Linked DNA regions of Homo sapiens: region 2 is linked to region 1. Evidence: read pairs that join two places in POLR2A ChIA-PET (ENCODE). Cell type or tissue: GM12878. All regions are shown on one strand. Each heading gives the region's core, and the rest is flanking DNA. Links, peaks and the distances in the headings are about the cores only.

The links. ChIA-PET counts read pairs that join two places held together with the same protein. Peaks named below come from ENCODE experiments on the same cell type or tissue, not always from the same donor. Only the 100,000 strongest peaks of a DNase experiment are listed, where the experiment ranks them.
Region 2: POLR2A ChIA-PET joins it to region 1 with 6 read pairs; 3 of 35 experiments call an interaction of 5 or more read pairs at or near these places.

What each region holds. Positions count from the first base shown.
Region 1 is chr3:61,852,907-61,856,906 of GRCh38, reverse strand. All of the region lies in intron 2 of PTPRG (protein tyrosine phosphatase receptor type G), which reads right to left. Among named protein-coding and RNA genes, the nearest start is that of PTPRG, 290 kb to the right of the region's middle. In GM12878, for the core only: no CTCF peak of the experiment used is centred there; no DNase peak of the experiment used is centred there.
Region 2 is chr3:61,572,453-61,588,608 of GRCh38, reverse strand. All of the region lies in intron 1 of PTPRG (protein tyrosine phosphatase receptor type G), which reads right to left. Among named protein-coding and RNA genes, the nearest start is that of PTPRG, 19 kb to the right of the region's middle. In GM12878, for the core only: no CTCF peak of the experiment used is centred there; a DNase peak (open chromatin) is centred at 7,119.

The DNA of each region.
Region 1 (4,000 bases), core at 1-4,000:
TTATGTGACTTTAAATGGTTTACCCTCTGAGGTTCAGTGCCCCAACATACAAAATGGGCTAATTCTACCTGTCCAGTCCTCCTCATAAGACTTTCTAAGCATTAATTACTAATTCTTCAAAGGGCCTCCAAGAGCAGCATAATGAGTAATTTGTGGAACAGCCACCTTATGAAATATTACACAGCTACAGAGTGAATAAGTTAGAGTTGTTTGTTAATGACCTGGAGACATGTTAACAAAACCTGTTCAGAAAAAGCTAGTTGCAGAGGGATGTGTACACTATAGTTCTATATTTATAAACAGTGCAGAAAATGAATCAAAATACGGGAATACACTTGTATGCATGCAATGAGAAAAAAAGTATGGAAGGATATATTTCAAAATGTTTTGGAACCAAGGTTGAGATGGCAAATCAGAAATGATGAAAAGAAGAATGAAATCATGGTGCAAACTGTGGGCTTCGTTTCCATGTAACTGTTTCTTTTGGCTTGTTCTTATGCTAGAGCTTAAAATATAAATTTTGTAATTTCTAAAATACCTTGTAAAATTCTTGGTCTTAGAAAGTAGATCAGTGGTTGCCGGGGCGGTGGGAAATGGGAAGTGGGGAGTGACTGCTCAATGGGTATGAGGCTTCCACTTGGAGTGATTAAAATGTTCTGGAACTAGATAATGGTGATGGGTGCATCACACTGCGAATATACTAAGCGCCACTGAGAGGTACACTGTGGTTAAAATGGTAAATTTTATGTTATGTGTATTTTACAATTTAAAAGACCCTTAGTCTTAATGTTCTACGTAAGTACAAGAGACTGAGGGCATCACACTTGACTGTCACTAGCACCCACCCATCAATATCACTAGCATCCTCCCAATCAATAAGGAAAACATGATGGGAGGAAGGGAAAGTTCTTCTGGAAATAGGAAGAAGTAAAATTTAAGTTATGTGGCCAGAGGGATATAGAGATATCTGTTTCTTCCTAATTCAAGGGAAACCCACTCCCCCATTCCACAACACCTTGACATCTAGTGGCTGTTGCTCCACACTTCCTTGGTTTAATGCCAACCTCCAAGGTCCCAGAGCCCCCCAGCAAGACAGCATTCCAACTACCTCAGGCTTACACCTCAGCAAGCTTCCTAATGTGAGGCCTGAAGCACCAGTAAACCAAGAGTATGAGAAGTACTAAGAGAGAAATAAAAGTAAGAAATTACTATAATTAAATCAGTGCTTTGCTTTTAAAAAAAAAAAAAAAAAAAAGGCCTACCCTTTCATATTATTTTATACCCCTTAGTAAAACATTACAAGACTATAAAGTCTACTTTAACATGAACATTTTAAAGCTATTTTAGAAGCTTTTCTTGAAACTGAGTTTTGAAGTTTTACATGGAAGACCAAAATATAGAAAGTAAAATTTTAGAAGACTCCAAGCAACCACAGAATTCCAGAACACACTTTGAAAACCACCAGACTTGGGCAAGAATCCTGCTGTTTTGGAAGGGGTATGAGAACATCTTTCTCTACACCATGAAAGTCTAGAGGAGATTAATTACAAAACACTGAAGGTACAATCTGCAATGAGATGACTACAAAACCCATGGTTCTGAGAGAACTGCTTGAGGAAGAATTCCTACAAGAAAAGGAAAGGCGGCTAATCTAGAACAAGAGCCCAGTTATGAAAGCTTTCTATACTATTACTTTTACCTTACAGGTGGCTCATGTCTTAAGGTCAGCAGCTGCAATCCCAGAGAGCTTAGTAACACTTTTAGGGACCTAAGTACAAGGCTGGGAACAAAACAGGCAAGGGAAAGGCTTGTTGTCAAACAAGAGAACCACTCAGTAACTGCGTTCACCTTCTGATGCAGTGAAAATAAGAAGAAATTAAATCACAGCCATCTCCAAAAATACTTCATACCACTATAAACCAGCGGCATTCCCTCTACTAGAAAAATTAATGCAAATGTGCGATTTAGGCACCAAAGAAAAAAATGCTAAAACATAGAATTTGGCATCTTAAATTCAAAATTGTAATATGCAATTTTATTAATAAGCCAGCAATATAACGGAACCTTCTCTATCACACTGTCAGCATTATCCTTCTCTAGGACCCTCATATTACAGGTTTTTAGGATATGTGGATCTTCAAATAGCTATAATCTTACCTGATACCTAGTTTAAACCTCAGGTAAGTATTGCCCACTCACATGAGACTGCTCTTCTTACGGGAAAAGACCTTCCTGTATCTCATCTATATCTAGTCCACTAGCACAGTGCTTGATAAGCCAGCAGACTGACAATGCTGCATGTATATTACAGTGCACCAGTACAGTTTCCCTAATAGTGCACGTTTTAAAAAGCATGTATTCATATGTCCATGAATATGTATGTGTACACACTGAACAGGCACAGACCTTAGGAGAACAAACAAAATGGGGTACATAGTTGCAGGAAGGAGAAACAGAGTAAATAGAGAAGACAGAGGAATCAATTTTTTGCCAGGTACTTTACCTGTCTTCCCTTATTAATTTCTCACAGCCTATAGATGAGAATAGGTGAAATCAGACCTATTTTACAGATAAGAAACCGAGGCTCAATGTTTTTATAATTATGGTGAAAACTCAGGGCACTGGTTTAAAGTGAAACCATCCCACCTCAAAGTGGCCTAAACAAAAGAAAACCAAAGGGCAAGGAGGTTATTGTCTCACGTAACTATTCAGGGGGTACATCTGTTGTGCATGTGTGTAGTACTGCTACCTTCTAGCAGCACAGGGCTGCTGTTCTCTCAAGAGATCTCATTCTCTTGCTGTCAACTCAGTTCTGCATTCCAGTGCTGGCTGCACTCTCAAACAGGCCTTTCTCTTTTGAATGGCCACCGGTTCCTCTGAGCTTATGTTCTGAAAAGCACAGAAGCCTCAGCACAGGAAGGACTTTGATGTGGCCATTTGAAGTAAAGCACAGGAGACTTTCATTAGATGGCCATGGCCACATATTCATCTCCAATCCAATCAAAGCAATCTTAACAACCTAAATGACCAGACCTGGGTCATGTGTCCATTCCTAGAGCCCAGAGAAGGAAAACAGCTCACCCCAGAACACATCAACTTGGAGGAGAAAACAAAGGGGTCACAGTGAATTCCCCAAAAGGAATATTTTATGTAAAGACTTTCCTAGCACTCTGCATCTTAGTTGTCATATGCTGTGTAACTAAATCCCCCAAAACTCACTAAGTTAGAACATCAATAAACATTTATTATCTGTCACCATCTCTATAGGTCAGGAATGTAGCAATGGCTTAGCTGTGCAGTTCTGAAACAAGTTTTCTAAATGAGATTGCAGTCAAGATGTCAGCTGGGTCAGCAGTTATCTGAGGCTTAACATGGACTGGAGGATCCATTTCCTAAGTGGTTCAATCACATGGCCAGCAAAATGGTACCAGCTGTTGGTGGAGCCTCAGTTCTTCCCCAGCGTTCTAATGATATTGGAGTGAGCTTGTTCCAAAGGAAACAATCAATAGTAAGCCCAAAGGCAGAAGCCGCAATTCCTTTACGGCCTGGTCTTAAGAAGTCACACAGTGTCACCTCTGCCATCGTCAACTGATCACACAAACCAGCTCTCTTTGTTTAACAAGACTAAAAAAGGGTGTGAATACCTGGAAGTGGGGATTATGGGGGCCATTCTGAACCTCGCACACACCTTCTCTAAAATTTCCATTTTCTCAAACCCCCCTTCCCTGCTTTAATGTTTTCTATTTAGAACTTATCATCATACAACATACTTCTTACTCTTTGTCTGTTTCCCACAGTAGAACGTAAGCTCCGCAAGGACAAGCATGTTTGTATGCTTTGGTCACTATCCTATCCCCTGCATGTAACACAACAGCTGTTACAAAGAAATCATTCAATAAATGGAATTTAGATGAACAGATGCAAAGAGGAAGGGACATGGATGTCAGGTAGGCAGTGGCAATCAATGTCTACTTTACTCATAAAGGTGAGGTCTTTGAGA
Region 2 (16,156 bases), core at 5,173-9,172, 270 kb after region 1:
CAGGGAGTGGTGGTGCAGGCCTGTAGTCCCAGCTGCTCCAGAGGCTGAGGCATGAGAATTGCCTGAACTCAGGAGGTGGAGGTTGCAGTGAGCCAACATCACATCACTGCTCCAGAGGCTGAGGCATGAGAATTGCCTGAACTCAAGAGGTGGAGGTTGCAGTGAGCCAACATCACTCCGGCCTGGGCAACAGGGCAAGACTCTGTCTCAAGATAAAAAAAAAAAAATTATCCTTAAATTTTGTATTTCTGGAATGTTTTATGATAGATATAACATCAGTATAAGAGTACAACTGTAATTTAGGAAAGTATGTATAATAGGGGTATATGTTCAAAACTTTCTCCCTGCAGTAAGAGTACCAGATCAAAAAGAGTTGAAACGAGCTCTCCATGCCTCCTTTCAGAAACAGGACGCATAACTGTAATAAAAAGCAAATAATAACCTGAATCTAACCACAGGAAGCATCACACAAATCCAAAGTGAGGGAGAGTCTACAAAATTAAGTGGTCTGTACTCTTGAAGGGGCAGGGTCATGAAAGAGAAAGTTCCTAATTTAAGAAGACTTTTTAAAGCGACAAGACAACCCAATGTAACACGGTGATCATGGATTTGGATCCTGGACCAGAAAAAAAGTTTAAAAAAAAAAAATGGGACAGCTGCAGTGGCTCATGCCTGGAATTCCAACACTTTGTGAGGCCAAGATGGAAGGATCACTTAAGCCCAGGAGTCTGAGACCAGCCTGGGCAACACAGTAAGGCCACCTCTACAAATATAAATTTTAAAAACTAGCTGGACATGGTGGTGTGCACCTGTAGTCCTGGCTACTCAAGAGGCTGAGGTGGGAGGATTGCTTGAGCCCAGGTGGTTGAGGCTGCAGTGAGCTATGATTGTGCCACTGGACTCCAGCCTGGATGACAAAGTAAGACCCTGTCTTAAAAAAAATAATAAAATAAAATAAGATAAAATGAAAAACTTTATTGTTTCCTATTAAATAAAAGACATTAGTGGGATAATTAACTAAATTTGAATAAGGTCTGTAATTACATAACAGAATGTATCTGAGTTGGTTTTCTGATGTTGATGACTGTATTATACTTAAGCAAGAGAAAGTCCCTGTTTTGAGGAAACACATCTTCAAGTCTTTAAAGGTAAAGAAACATCACGGCTGCAACTTAAACTGCTCAGAAAAAAAAAAGTGTGTGTTTGAGAGAAAATGAGTCTGACAGAAAGAGTGTATGTGCATAGAGAGAAAAAACAAATGTGATCAACTTAACATTTGGAGAACCTGAGAAGGGGACACAGAAATCCTTTGTACAATTTTGTAAGTTTTCTAGAAATCTGAAATTATTTCAAAATTTAACAATTTAAGGACAAATTATAAGTGATAGCTACAAGTTCCCTGTTAAAAGCCCTTTATACACAGCATGCCTGTTTGCTTTCTACATTTCTATTTTACACAATAATGTAGGGAGATATTTGCCATCAGTGCTACAAATAAACTAACATCAAGACTGTGTATACTGTCACCATAGGCCCTTAATTTCTGCTGTGAGTAACATAAAAAGGAGTCAGAACACTACCCCCATCCCCCGTAACAGTGGCCCCTGCAATGGGCCATCACAGACTCCCCTGTTCTTGGCATCCACCAGGTGAGTCACACCTGCTCTGTGTCCTACATGTGGGCAGAGAGCTGGAAGCAGACACATATATCTGGGCACAGAAATACCTGGGTAACACGAGGTCTACAAATGATAAGGAATAAACAGGGAGAGAACACGGTAGCCCAGTCTGTCTGATGATGCTCTAGCATTTCCAAATCAATGTTAGTCAAAGAAGCCAAGTAGATTGTTTCTGGGAGGCAGCCCCGAAACAAATGGGACATCCAGACCGAAGGGATGTGTCAATGCCCTCCTGGTCCCACTGCCTTTCCCATCCCTATGTTTCCAGTTTGCAAATTCTCACAACCCTATTGGTCTCATCACTATGACCAGTTCCTTCCCAGGAAGTCAGGCTCTCAAAAGTAGCAACTTTTCAGTAATGTTGGCCCTGCAGACAAGATAACTTTAGAAACTGGTGGTGCAAACGAACAGAAGGAACAGTCAAGCTTTAGTTTCCTATCAGTGACCTGTGGAGATCCAAGGCAATGAGATCTAAAACCACCTTCAATTCCCCTGCACTGGGAAGGTGCTCACTGGTTGCCATATCATCTTCATACACGAGAGTCCAATCCCAAACTTTTACATGAAAATGACCTGCTAATTGGGTCCCCAGTGCCTCCATCATAAATAGATACTACAACTGGCAGTGTAATTAGCAAGCTTCCGCTGCCAAGACAACCACCTTTTTTTTTTTTATTTCCCACTGAAGAACTTGTCCTTCCTGACCTTAAGTTTCAACTCCTAGATATTTGGGGATGGAAAAGGTCTACTCAATCAGAGGAATCTATCACCCAATGAAAGCAATTAAAGTAGCAATTAAATCAAAATCCATACTAGCAAAACAAGGCAAAAAATAAAAAAGAAAAAGCAGAAAACAAAATGCATTAATAATTTCCTTTGTCTCAACCGTCCAGAGGCTTCACTAAAAATTCATGTTATAATCCAATAGCCCAATCAGTGTCTTTTCATATTCCACTGTGATTACCAACTAGACGGTTCCCCAAGGTAGGCAGCAGCACCTGGCACACAGTAGGTCCCCAACAAATGAAACAGGTTTGAGAGAAAAGAAGGTTTCTTCAAGAATTTTGTGCCACTGACCAAAACAGAACTTGGATCTTCATCATTCATCTCCTAAGAATCAAACTGCATGCTGAATAAAAGATGTTTTAATATTTGCAATATTGTCCTAATATTGTTTTCTTTTGAGACACGGTCTGGCTCTGTTGCCCAGGCTGGAGTGTGGTGGCACCATCTCAGCTCCCTGCAACCTTTGCCTCCTGGGCTGAAGCCATCCTCCCACCTCAGCCTCCCAAGTAGCTGGGACTATAGGCACACGGAACCACACCTGGCTAATTTTTGTACTTTTTTTGTAGAGACAGGGTTTTGCCATGTTGCCCAGGCTGGTGTCCAACACCTGAGCTCAAGCAATCCGCCCTCCTCAGCCTCCCAAAGTGCTGGGATTTAGGTGGGAGCCACCACACCAGCCTCTAATATTGTTTTTTAGAATGAATCAACAACCCACCCAATGGCTATAGTACCAAATGGCAAGTCATAAGACTGCGTGTTGAGGTTACAGATGATTTACAGAAGATTGCCATTTTCCTCCACGTACCTATATGAATTATTCCCCTATTTTCTTTTCTTCCTTTTTCTTTTTTTTTTTTTTTTTTGAGACAGGGTCTCCCTCTGTTGCCCAGGCTGGAGTGCAGTGGCGCAATCTTGGCTCACTGCTACCTCTGCCTCCCAGGTTCAAGTGATCCTCCTGCCTCAGCCTCCCAAGTAGCTGGGACTACAGGTGCCAGACATCAGACCAGGCTAATTTTTGTATTTTTAATACAGATGGGGTTTTGCCATGTTGGCCAGGCTGGTCTGGAACTCCTGAGCTCAAGCAATCTGCCCACCTCAGCCTCCCAAAGTGCTGGGATTACAGGCGTGAACCACCACACCCAGCTGAATTCCCCTATTTTCTGTAACGAACATTTGCTATACTTCAATAATTAGTGAAAAATTTATGAAGAAACGTGGAGATTAGAATGACATCCCATTCAAACACAGAGCAGTCTTCAAACTCCAACATGTACCAAGTCACCTGGCGATCTTGCTGAAACACAAATTCTGATTCCATTGGTCTGGGGCAGGCAGAGATGCTGCATTTTTAATAAGATTCCGTGTGAGGGCTGGACAAACTCAATGGAGCTGTGATTACTAAGGACCTACAAAACACAAAAATGATTCAGATGCCAACAATCCCAGTTTTAAAGAGATGATGATGGTAACAAGGCCTTAGATCAAAGCGGGATAACATAAGCAAACTCGTACAATGAAAAATTAATGCATTTTGGGCACCAGACAGAAAAAGTAGAAAAAAAAAAAAAAACCTAAACTTTACTTGAAAGTACAGTGCTCTGCTGGAAGCGCTCATCTTCATAGTTATAAACAAATGAAATTGCTTCGTATTGATTTTAAGTTGTAACACTTGCTGTCCAATAATGCCAGAAAAGGAAATGGAGCGAGGGACAAGATACGATAAGAGAGAGGAACTCTGGAGGTAATCAGACACTGCTGACCTCCACTCTAAGGAGTAGTTAAAACATGACAGAAAGGATTAGGTGTGGACAAAATACATGCCCAGACACACAGCTCAGCATTCATCTCATCCTCCAGGGCCTCTTACCATTATAGACTCTTTTTATTATTATTTTTAATTCAGGCTCTAAATGTTGTACAATTAAGTTTTACTCATTTCCTTACAGATCCTTAGGATTCTAATTTACAAATAAAATCAAGAGAAGCAGTTAAGGCTAAGTGTTATCAGCATGTCTCCTCCAGAGAGGCTGTCCCTAGCACCAAAATAAAAGTCCTCAGATTCCCGAAGATAAAAAGCTCAAAATGAATGAACTCGAAAAACCAAACAAAGAAATGAAACCACTATTAAAGGATTATTTTTGGCAGGCAGGGGAGAAGGTTCCTGTCCTTCTCAACACATCTAGTTATCTATCCTTCTGTGTACTTCCAGCTGATATTGGTGCCCTTTGATTGAAAATGACCCAAATCAACCCTTGGTTAACGTAGGCATTAAAAGAATGTATTGAGAGAACCTTGGACATCTCAGAGACACCAACCAAGAACCAAACAATCCAGCTTTGAAAGGGCAAGGATCAGAGTGGCTCTGAGCTTCAGGGAGCAGGAATTGAGAAAGATGAGGATGTCTTCATGTCACGTGGCTCAAGATGCCAATTCTAGGGAGAAAAGGTGTATCGAGCCCAGCCTGAGTTTTTTACCACCCTCAAAAAGGTGTGGACAGAGCTCCTTAATCAGCAGATGATCCCATCAAGAACACAGAGAGGAGAGGAGATCAATACCCAAAGAGTAGCAAAGGTCCTATTAGCAAAGAATGTTAAAAGAGATGCTAGGCAGGCAAAAATAATAGCAGTACAATAAAAACAACAATAATCATGTGTTTGCTAGGGACCAGTGCTTTACTTACATCCGCATCCAATTCTTCCATCAGCTCTATGAGACAGGGATCATCATCCCATCTTATAGATGTACTGGGGCCTGAGGACACAAAGCTAGTCCATGACCAGCAAGCACAGAGACACTATAGTTTACAAGACCACTGTAAGGAAGCCACTGAGCCCTTCCCTGTGCTCAGTCTCCATGGACAATGCCTCAGCCTTGCGTTCAGGGGCCAGTCAATGCATCCAGCATTGGCTCCCATGCGTATCAACATTGGCTCCCAAGCCTCTCAAATCTCTGCAGGGCCCATCTGCCAGCTAGCAGTCACTAATGGCTTTATACCATGAGGAAGCACCTAAGATACAAGGCAGATATGGGTCCAAGTCCCAGACATGCATGATTCATCTCTAGGAATAAGCCCATTTGCCTCATGGTCAACCACCGTATGCTCATTATTGCCTCTGTTCACTTTGTGTTCACTTCATTGTGTACATAAAATACCAGCCAGGATACCCGTAGGAAGGTATCTTATCTCATTATTCTATCGCTCCTGAACACTTGGGATCTGAATCAGTATTTCAGCATGTTATTAGCTTCAGTCTTACACTGCAACACATTGCTTTAGGGACTTTTTGCACACATTTTTTGAACCCCCAAAACCCGAAGCAAAGTGCTAACACATGGCGTTTCCACTAACAGTTGACTTGAATCCATTATCTTCCTTGCAATAATGTACAAGAGGAAACTCCCTAATAGTTAAAAATCATAACGTCCCACTGGACATCTCAGGCATTCATTTCTGTATCTACAGCCTGGAAACAGGAAGGTCCAGAAGTCAACAGCTGGACCCAAGAGTGAGCCTGGTCATCCTTCCCTTCACAGCATCCCAACAAACACAGAATACATGGTTAAAGTTAACATGAATTCCACTCTTATCAAACATAGGCAAAGGCTTCTGGGTTCCTATCAGGCTACGTCCTGGCTGCACTCGCCACTTCGGATAAATTGTTCTATCTCATGCTGTCCCCATTCCCCCCTAGAGAAACAGCATCAATCTCAGAGTTGTGCCAGGACGAAAAAGAATGTACTGGACAGCTTTCCACTTTGGCTACATGTGGTTGCTACTCTTGTGATTTTTATCATTTAGATATAATGACATGTATGAATATATGATATACTCAGCATTCCCAGCACCAAAAAATTAATAAATAAAACAAAATAAGGGCCAGGTGCAGTGGCTCACACCCTGTAATCCCAGCACTTTGAGAGGCCAAGGCGAGTGGATCACTTGAGACCAGGAGTTTGAGACCGGCCTGGGCAACATGGCAAAACCCTGTCTCTACAAAAAATACAGAAATCAGCCGGGCATGGTGGTACACGTCTGTAGTACCAGTTATGCGGGAGGCTGAGATGGGAGGATGGCTTGAGCCCAGTAGGGGGAGGTTGCAATGAGGGGAGATCACGCCACTGCACTCCAGCCTGGGTGTTAGAGCAAGACTCTGTCTCAAAAAAATAAAAATAAAAATAAAACAAAACAAAATAAAATAAGAGTACAGTACATGCCAAGATAAAGAAGGACCTATATGCCAGGTACAGGCTCATACCTGTAATCCCAGCATTTTGGGAGGCTGAGGTGAGCAGATCACTTAAGGTCAGGAGTTCGAGACCAGCCTGGCCAACGTGGTGGAATCCTGTCTCTACTAAAAATATAAAAATTAGCTGGGCGTGGTGGCGCGTGCCTCTAATTCCAGCTACTTGGGAGACTGAGGCATGAGAATCACTTGAACCTGGGAAGCAGAGGTTGCAGGGAGCCGAGATTGTGCCACTGCGCTCCAGCCTGGGGGACAGAGCGAGACTGTCTCATAAAAAAAAAAAAAAAAAAGAAAAAAAGAAGCAACCATGGGTTCTCTCATTAACTCTGCCCTGCTCCCCCTCTCACATTCTCGTGGCCACACGCTCTAAAACTGAGAAGCACAAACCTAACACCACAGAAGACAAAAAGCCCCAGAGCTACGCACAGCCTGCACTCAGAAATGAATCAAATGCAGAGTCAGGGAACTAAGGTGGGGAAAAGGATGCCATGAAACCTTGCTACTAAAACCAGGGCTTCTGTTGTGTGTGGAGAAAGACCGCTGATTTGACCTTCCTTCTTACCCCAGAGCTTTTACACTTGAGTCTGATTAGCTAGTGTCTGGAACTAATTAACAGGTGTGGCATGAAAGAAAGACAAAAACAAACCCTGGCAACTTTCTCTGGGGGAATTAACGACTAGATTTACAACGCCTCCTCCAGGCTAGAACTAACTGAGAGCACAGTGAGATGGGATTCATTATTCAAGGAGTATCCACCTCCAGAGAAGTTTAAAATTCATCCCTGGCTACATGGCTGCTTCCTTGGCTATAGATGGGTACAAAAAAATACCATTGAGAAAAACATCAGAATGGACCAAGCCCAGGCTTTGAAAAGTCAGAAAGCAAGAAGGCATGTCTGCTATGCTCTAGGACTAACATGCCAATGAGGGAAACACAAATATTTTCTCTCCATCAAGACATTACTTCCCTGTAACTACTCCAAAACCTCCAGAAACCAGTACAAATCACACAGTACCTTGCTAACATGCCCTCTGCAGACCAAGGGTATAATTATATCCTGTTACCCAAGGTAACTTAAGAAGATCTACTGAAGGGTTTCTGCAGCCAAAAGAAAATAATAATCGTTAAGTCCTTTTATTTTATTCTTAGCCACAGGAATAAAACACACTTACCCAGTTAGGTTTTTTTCCCTTACTTTTATTAACATATGTAACACTTACTAAGTTTAAAATACATTATAGTATTTTATCAACCATAAATCAGATGGCCGGGCGCATTGGCTCACGCCTATAATCCCAGCACTTTAGGAGGCTGAGGCGGGCACATCACAAGGTCAAGAGATGGACACCATCCTGGCCCACATGGTGAAACGCCGTCTCTACTAAAAATACAAAAATTAGCTGAGGCAGGAGAATCTCTTGAACCTGGGAGGCAGAGGTTGCAGTGAGCTGAGATCACGCCACTACATTCCAGCCTGGAGACAGAGCAAGACTCCGTCTCAAAAAAAAAAAAAAAAAATCAGAATAGAGTTGACCCTTGAACGACTCAAGGGTTAAGGGTATTGACTCCTGCACGGTCGAAAATCTGAGTATAACTGTTGTTTGTTTTTTAATTTTGTTTGTTTGAGATAGGGTCTCGCCATGTTGCCCAGACTGGCTGCAAACTCCTGGGCTCCGACAATCCTCCTGCCTCAGCCTCCAGAGTAGCTGGGATTACAGGTTCCACCGTGCCTGGCTCAGAGTACAACTCTGGACTCCCCAGGAGCTTTACTAATAGCCTACTGTTGACCACAAGCCTTACTAATAACATAAACCATCAGTTAACACATTAACAGACTAGTATCTACATGCATCTTATGCATTTATGACATATTTTTTATTTTTTTCAATATTTCTCAGCTACATGGTTGATGTGTGATTTTTTAAAAATTGTCACAAATCTCCAAAAAATCTTCTAAGACATTTATTGAAGAAAAAATCCATGTATAAGTGGACCCACACAGTTCAAACCCATGTTGTTCGAGGGTCAGCTGTGTATACAAAGACTTCACCCTACTCCATGTATCCCTACAGTGGCCAAGTGCCAGAAAATGAAGATATCAGTCTAAGTTAGCCTTCTGTCCTCGCTCACCTGGCCTTTCTCCTTTTCAGAACTCAGCTCTTAAAGTACCCAAAATTCAATCCAATAAGTGCAATTCACAAGCTGCGCGTAGATGGTATCCATGTATGAACAGAAACACCACACTGTTAGAAAGAAGAGCACTGGCTTTGGAGTCAGAAGCCTGGCTTTCGCCGCTTTCCAAGTTACGTGATACAGGGCAAATTTCTTAACTTAGCAAAACCTCAACTTTTACACCTGGAAAATGCAAGGATGAATTACAGATAAAGTGTGTCCAGCCCCTAAGATGAAGTTATTTTATTTTACCAGCTCATGCTCACAGTAGGTGCTCAAAAAATGGTTTGTGTTAGCCACATTGTAAAAAACACGTGTCGGAATAGCAGCAGAATTTCAGGATGCCCTCCCTCACCCCTGGTGAAGGAGATGTTCTTCCCTTGGGGCTTTCAGTGGAAAATACTACACAAGAGTAAAACTCCCAGACCCCATGAAGGGACACGGGGAGAGGGAGCTGTCGCTAGAGGCAGATGCAGGTGATCACAGCACTCCCTAGAAAGGGTTTGCCTTGATAACGTAGCAAGAGATAACTTGGCCAAAGTTCCGTGTGAACAGAAAGGTCTGAAGGACTAGTCTCTTTCAGAGTCACTCTGAAGTCTGGCTCTGCTGGAGGGTATTAGCTAGTCCTCAGGGAACTCTTTTTGTTCCCACTCCCATGTGGACACTCACAGGCTGCTCTCAGAAGCCCTCCCCTGAGTTTCCAAGGCTCGAGATGGGGCCTGAGGATCCTCCAGCGCCCCTTCAACACACTAACTGCAAGACTTTAACATCCTTGTTTATCCCTCGTAAAAGAACTTACCACTGAAACCCAGATTCTTATCACCTGCACCAAACAAAGGGCATGTGTCCACCCTGCCAAACATTCCCTGGGAAGGAAGTATTTCCATCGGGGGAACCTCAAAAACAATTAAACAGGGATGGGGTTTTCCCAGCTGTGCCTTTGCATCCCTCCCTAGCCATTAGCCACCACTGCCCATTTCCTTGGCCTGTGGATGCACATGGACTCAATGGGATCCAAGCTAGAAGCCCTTCTGGGCAGACCTAACTGTTTTCTCAGATGGGTATGTCCTGTCTGCCTCTCACATTCTCCACATTTTAATTTCCAAATTAAGTAGCAGGCTGGAGAGTAGAGAATATTCACCTTACTTGGAAAAGCCACCCATTTTAGCATTCTGTTGGAGAAAGGAACCAAACATCCCAAGAGGGGATTTTGGATGTCTCTACACTACTCAGATGCAGAGACCACCACCCAATCCAACTGGTCAAATAAATCCACAGCTGTATTAAAGCCTGGACCACTGGTAATACCCTGGAGTCCACAGCTTGGATCCTAAATGAGCTTGGCTATTCATGAAATACATGAAATTATAAAGCTCTTTCATCAGGCACCAGGGGCTGATTGCTGCAATGGATTATATCAGTCTGTCAAGAAGCTTCCGCAGGCCGTGTGCAATCTCTGAAAATCTCCAAGTTCCCTTCTACCTTTCAAATTGCTGAGCAGGAGCTCAAGCGAGATGTTGTTCCTGGATTTTCTAGGTAGCAGGGACCAGTCTGCAACCCACACAGGTCCCACGATGTAGCACCAACAGGAACTAGGAGAGGGAGAAATCAATGCCAGGAACTCTGCTAAATGTCTACTCATGAGCTGGTAAAATAATAACAACGGCTTTTATTTTCAAGTGCTCCCTAGATGCCAAGGCCTGTGCCAAATGCCTTACATGGTTTACCTCATTTACTCCTCCAACAACCTCACAGAGCAGGGACTGTTAAACCCATTTCACAGATGGGTAAACAGGCACACAAAGCTAAATGACCCTAACCTGCTATCCTAACATACCCGGAATATCCCAGAGGCAGTATCTTCTAGGAGACAACCTTCTCCATCAATTACAAGAGTTTCTCTTAGCCCTACATTTTGAAGGGGTAGGGAAGAGAAAACAGGTAATCAATGTCACACAGGGGATTACAGCTGTGAAATGCTCTTCTGGAAGGTGAGAAAAGGTTGGAAAGAGCTCTCTAGACCAGTGCCGTCCGATAAAAATACAATGCGAGCTACAAATGCGAGCCACATGTGTAATTTAAAATTTTATGGTAGTCACATGAAACAGTAAAAGGAAACAAGTGACAGTAATTTCAATGGCATTTTCTACTTAATATATCTAAAATATCATTTTAATAGGCAGTCAATGAAAAGTTTTAATGAGATATTTCACATTCTTTTTTCATTTGTCTTTGAAATCTGGTGTATATTTTACACTTGAAGCACATCTCAATTTAGACATGCCATACTTGAAGTGTTTACTAGCCACAGGTGGCTGGTGGCTACCATATTGAACAGAGAGCTCTATAGACATTTCACATTCATTAAGCAAAGGCTCAACATCAAAAGGAATCTTGAGGTGGAAAAACTCATATACAGGAAACAAATACGGGATTACCTGATGTCATCCGAGTACTTGGTATGTTACCAAGCACCTAAAATTTATCTGATGTCAGCTTTGCAAATGAATTCCTTTCACCTTTCATGCCTACTCTTCAATTTCCTTATCAAAAATAACACTGATCAGAGGACCACTCAAATTTTGAGAAACAAGCTACCCTAAAGGTAACAATCAACTTATTCAGAACAAACATAAGATACTCTGTCAGGTATAAACAACAGAGGGAAAAGATCCAATAAGTCAATCACAGTTTTAAAAACTGCTGTCACCAAGCCCATTCTTAACACTTACTTAAATAGCTAAGAATTCAGAAAGGTGTCACTTCGGAATATAAACACTCCTACAAGCGCCATAATCTGATGCAAAACCCCTGGGCTTTGAAGGAAAAATAAGCAAGTGAATTTAGATCCCTATACCTCCATTAGTGGATCTTACCAATTAAAATATGATGTAACCACCATCAAGAGACTGGATTTTTTTTTCTGAATAAACAAATGTGAGTCAAATATAAGTTCAAATCAATTTTATGGACAAGCAAACCTTAAAAATTGCCCATGTAGCAGCACACCTATTTCCAAGAATACAGTAGCCACTTGGATACACCTCTCTTTCTCATGCTATTTTCGAAGGTTGGTTAATCTGCCTTATTATAGGCACAGAGATGGCACAAAAGTCCTCTCCCAGACCAACTATTGAAAATGATTCTAAGACCTCGTTCAGGCTTCAGTAGCAAAAAGCTCTGTGATCAATTAGCAACATCTACCACAGCTATGGGAATGGGGACCATTGGCTCAAATGCCAACCTCCAATTCCTCTGTAGAAAAACTGCAAAATAACACACAGGGACAGGAAGAAGACATATGCTGTTCACTTTCACTGAATGTCCCTGTTTATATGCACCTAGGGGGTGTGACTGGCCCCATATTAACACAAAGATATACAGCAAGGCATGTGTACCCTACTCGTGCTGATAATTTCAGCAATGAGAATATGAAGAGTAGCTATGAACCTTTTTCTTCAAGGTGGGAGATATAGGACAAATTAAATCCTAAAAGCCATCTTTGCTAAACCTCTGTCAAAAAAACAAACAAACAAACAAAAAACCTCTTCCTGGTAGCCCTGTGAGCCTTAATTCATCACACTCCTGCTCTGCACAGAAGAAAGCATGACAACAGCCAAAAGCCAGTTCAGATTCTGGTTCTGCCACTTTATTCGCTGTGGGATCTCTGCTGTCACAGCTCCAGCTCTCTCCCATGTCTTCACAACAGTGGCATAGCATTCGTTGAGAGCGTGTTTAGGCACACTTTTGTTTCATGAATCTTAAACACTGGCTATTAAAAACAGGTACCATTTATAAAATTTTGTGTGCCAGCCGGGCACAGTGGCTCATGTCTATAATATCAGCTCCAGCACTTTGGAAGGCCGATGAAGGCACATCACCTGAGTTCAGGAGTTCGAGACCAGCCTGGCCAACATGGTGCCAACATGGTGAAACCTCATCTCTATGTAAAATATAAAAATTAGCCGGGCGTGGTGGCATGCGCCTGTAATTCCAGCTACTCAGGAGGCTGAGGCAGGGAGAACTGCTTGAACCCGGGAGGCAGAGGTTTCAGCGAGCCGAAAGTGCGCCACTGAACAGTCTGGGTGACAAAGCGAGACTCCATCTCAAAAAAAAAAAAAAAAAAAAAGTTCTGTGTGCCTAATGCTTTTCTGGTGCTTTGCACACACATCTCATTTAATATTCACAAGGACTCAAGAAGGTTGAAATTCTCATTATCCCCATTTTAAAGGTAAGAAAACCAATAAAGTTAAGTAACTGGCCAAAGTTAGCAAAGGACAAAGCTAGGATTCACTCTGGTACCTGCAAAAAAATGCATTTTTTTTTAAATACACATTTGCCACTGGCCTCTTTCATCAGAATCCACTTGTCTTCAAGTCTCATTCCCTCAACCCCATTTAAAGGTTCCAAGGCATATAAGATTTATTTTCACAAAATCCTTTGTTTATGTGGTCAGAGTGCTTACATTTCCCCTAGACTCCCCAGAAATCAATTTTACCTCCACTTCGCATCATAAGGAGCAGCAGAAATTTCAAGAACCAGCAACTCCCTCATTTCAGTTAAGAAACTTCACTAGCAACTGACGTGTTCTTCTAAAAACCACATCCTAAAATATGTTCAGAAAGAACTCTAACGCTAAAGTTATGCGCTGCTATGGTTTCGGTCTGTCCTCACCAAATCTTGTTGAAATTTGATCCTCAACATGGTGGTGCTGGGAAGTGGAGCCTAGTGGAAGTTGTCTGAGTCATGAGGGTGGGTCCCTCACGAATGGCTTGGTGCCATTCTCGAGGCAGTGACTGAGTTCTCATTCTGGCAAGCCCGAGTCACTTCTCGTGGGAATGGATTAGTTCCCTTGAGCGGGGTTGTTACGAAGCCAGGGCATCACTTGGGTTTTGCCTCTCTTTGCACATGTCCACTTCCCCTTCCACCTTCTCCACCATGTTATGATGCAGCACAAAAGCCCTCACCAGACACCAGGGCCGTGCCCTCGAACTTCCCAGCCTGTAAAACTGTAAGCTAAATAAACCTCTTTTCTTTATAAACTACCCAGTCTCAGATAATGTTACAGCAACATAAAATGGACTAAGACCTCTAGCATGCAAACCTCTATCACATGAAATAATTTCAGCAGCTTCTGCCCAAATTGACTGACTGGGAAAATGAGAAGCTAGTGCCTAAAACTGTCAAGAGATTTTCTGCACCCTCCACTCGTAACCTTTACACACATGTAAATAAGAGAAAATGACTAGTTTTAGAAGAGAAAACAACTGGTGGGAAGAGGGATAAAACAGGGCAGGCATTGACTAGCAATGTGTTCTAGAAAACTTAGCTTCTGCCTGTGCACATTAGAATCACCATGATGCACCAGCCAACATCTGTCTCATCAAGGGCAGTAGATCTGGTGACCAACTAGTACTTGTCAACCAAGCAAAAATGATCAGCTCAGGCAAGCCCTTCTCCTAGTCCAACCTGCACAAAGCCATTACTGGGCAATGGCATTCATTTTTGCGCTCTACTGTCAGCTGAGGCAAGCTCTGCTGCTCTCTGCATACCTCATTCACTGTTTCTGGAACAAAGCACTAATAAGAGGGCTACCTTCTCCTGAATCACCTAAGAGCCAAGGCCACTTTTGATACAATGACCACCAGATTCACAGAATTTAGCTTAAATTATTCCACAAGAGAGGAAAAAAAAAAAAGGTTTACTACCATTGCAACCATCAAAACATAACCCTGCTGTCCTATAGACATTTGTCCTCTAATTAGAATGGAATCCCGTTCTCAGCAACAGATACCTTAGCAGCCAACAGAAGGTACGAATTTAGCTTCTCTTTTTAAAGATAAACTTCAACCACCATGACAATATATATACTCAGAATTCTCTTAAGGAAGATATTAACCTTGGATAGTGTATCTCTTAAGACACAATATACAAACATGAGATATCTTGAAACTACATACAGTGACATCAATGTCTTCTAAAACATCCTATAATCATTTGAAGAGCATTATCTACTCATTCTGTCAGCCCTCATACATGACTACCACTACTGACACACCAAAGACACAGCACAAGGAGGAATGTGGTCCTGCCCTCAAAGAACATAGCCTAATTTGGCTCTGAATCACATGTGGGGAATTCATGTAAATGTATTGCGTATCACGGTGACCACTTAATGAACATGTACTAAAACAAGGGTGAAGGAATCATCCCCTCAAATCTTCCATCTGTAATAGTCAAAAGCTAGCCACTCTATTGTACAAAGTTCAGGCTTTCGCATGTTGTTGTTGTAAAAATTAAAATGTGCACTATTTCTATCATTTATTGGAAATCCATGTGCAAAAATTAGGAGGGCAGCAATATTGTGTAAAAAAAACTAAGTAGCAAGGGACCCACTAATATGGCATCTCCAATATTAATGTACTCAGATCCTACTCTATTAATAGTCACTGGCTTTCCCCCCCTTGTCCCCCGACATCATACCCCTTCTTGGGCCATCTGATAACAAGAAACTGATCAAGAGAACCAGCTCTTAAATGAGCGATTTTTCAAAACACACTTTTGTCTTAACTGAACAAGCTAACAGAAATTCAAATCAACCAGGGAAGTCAACACATGACTGTGAAATATCCAAGGAGCAGGCCATTTGTAGAGCCAGAAAACGACACAGCCAGGAGAGGTGAGCTTCAGCTTCATAAGCAAGATTGACAGGAAAGAAGTCATGTCATCAGCCAGCAATGCACCTGTGTGCACTAGCGCATGTGCCCACGCACATGGTTATACATGACCAATCCAGGCAATACAAAACCCCAAACAAGCCCAAAGAAAAAATCTGTCCCTCAGGAAAATCACCTATGCTTGGGTGACAAACACCTCCAGGGACCAGCTGAGTATTGTAAATAACCACTACGGGACAGGTGTGTGCCCCATCCCAAGGGGTAGCACTATTTAATTTCAGGTTAATGTTGTTGCCAAGCACTAACATAGGCCCTAGGCTGCTAGACCTTCCTATTTTTCAAGAGTAACCCCACTTTCACGGGAAGCTGTCATGAGGGCCGGGGCTTCCATCTGTTTTGGTCACCATTGTCTCCCCCAGTGCCTAGAACAGCACCTGGCATGCTCTAGGCACCCAGAAACTTGTTGATGGCATGAATGCAAAATGACTGATTTTTAATGCATTCTTAATTTTTAATTTATTTTTTCTTTTAAATGCAGTATGGCCAAAAGAACATCTGTAGAATTCCAGATAACCCAAATAAATGCCTGTCCTTTCTC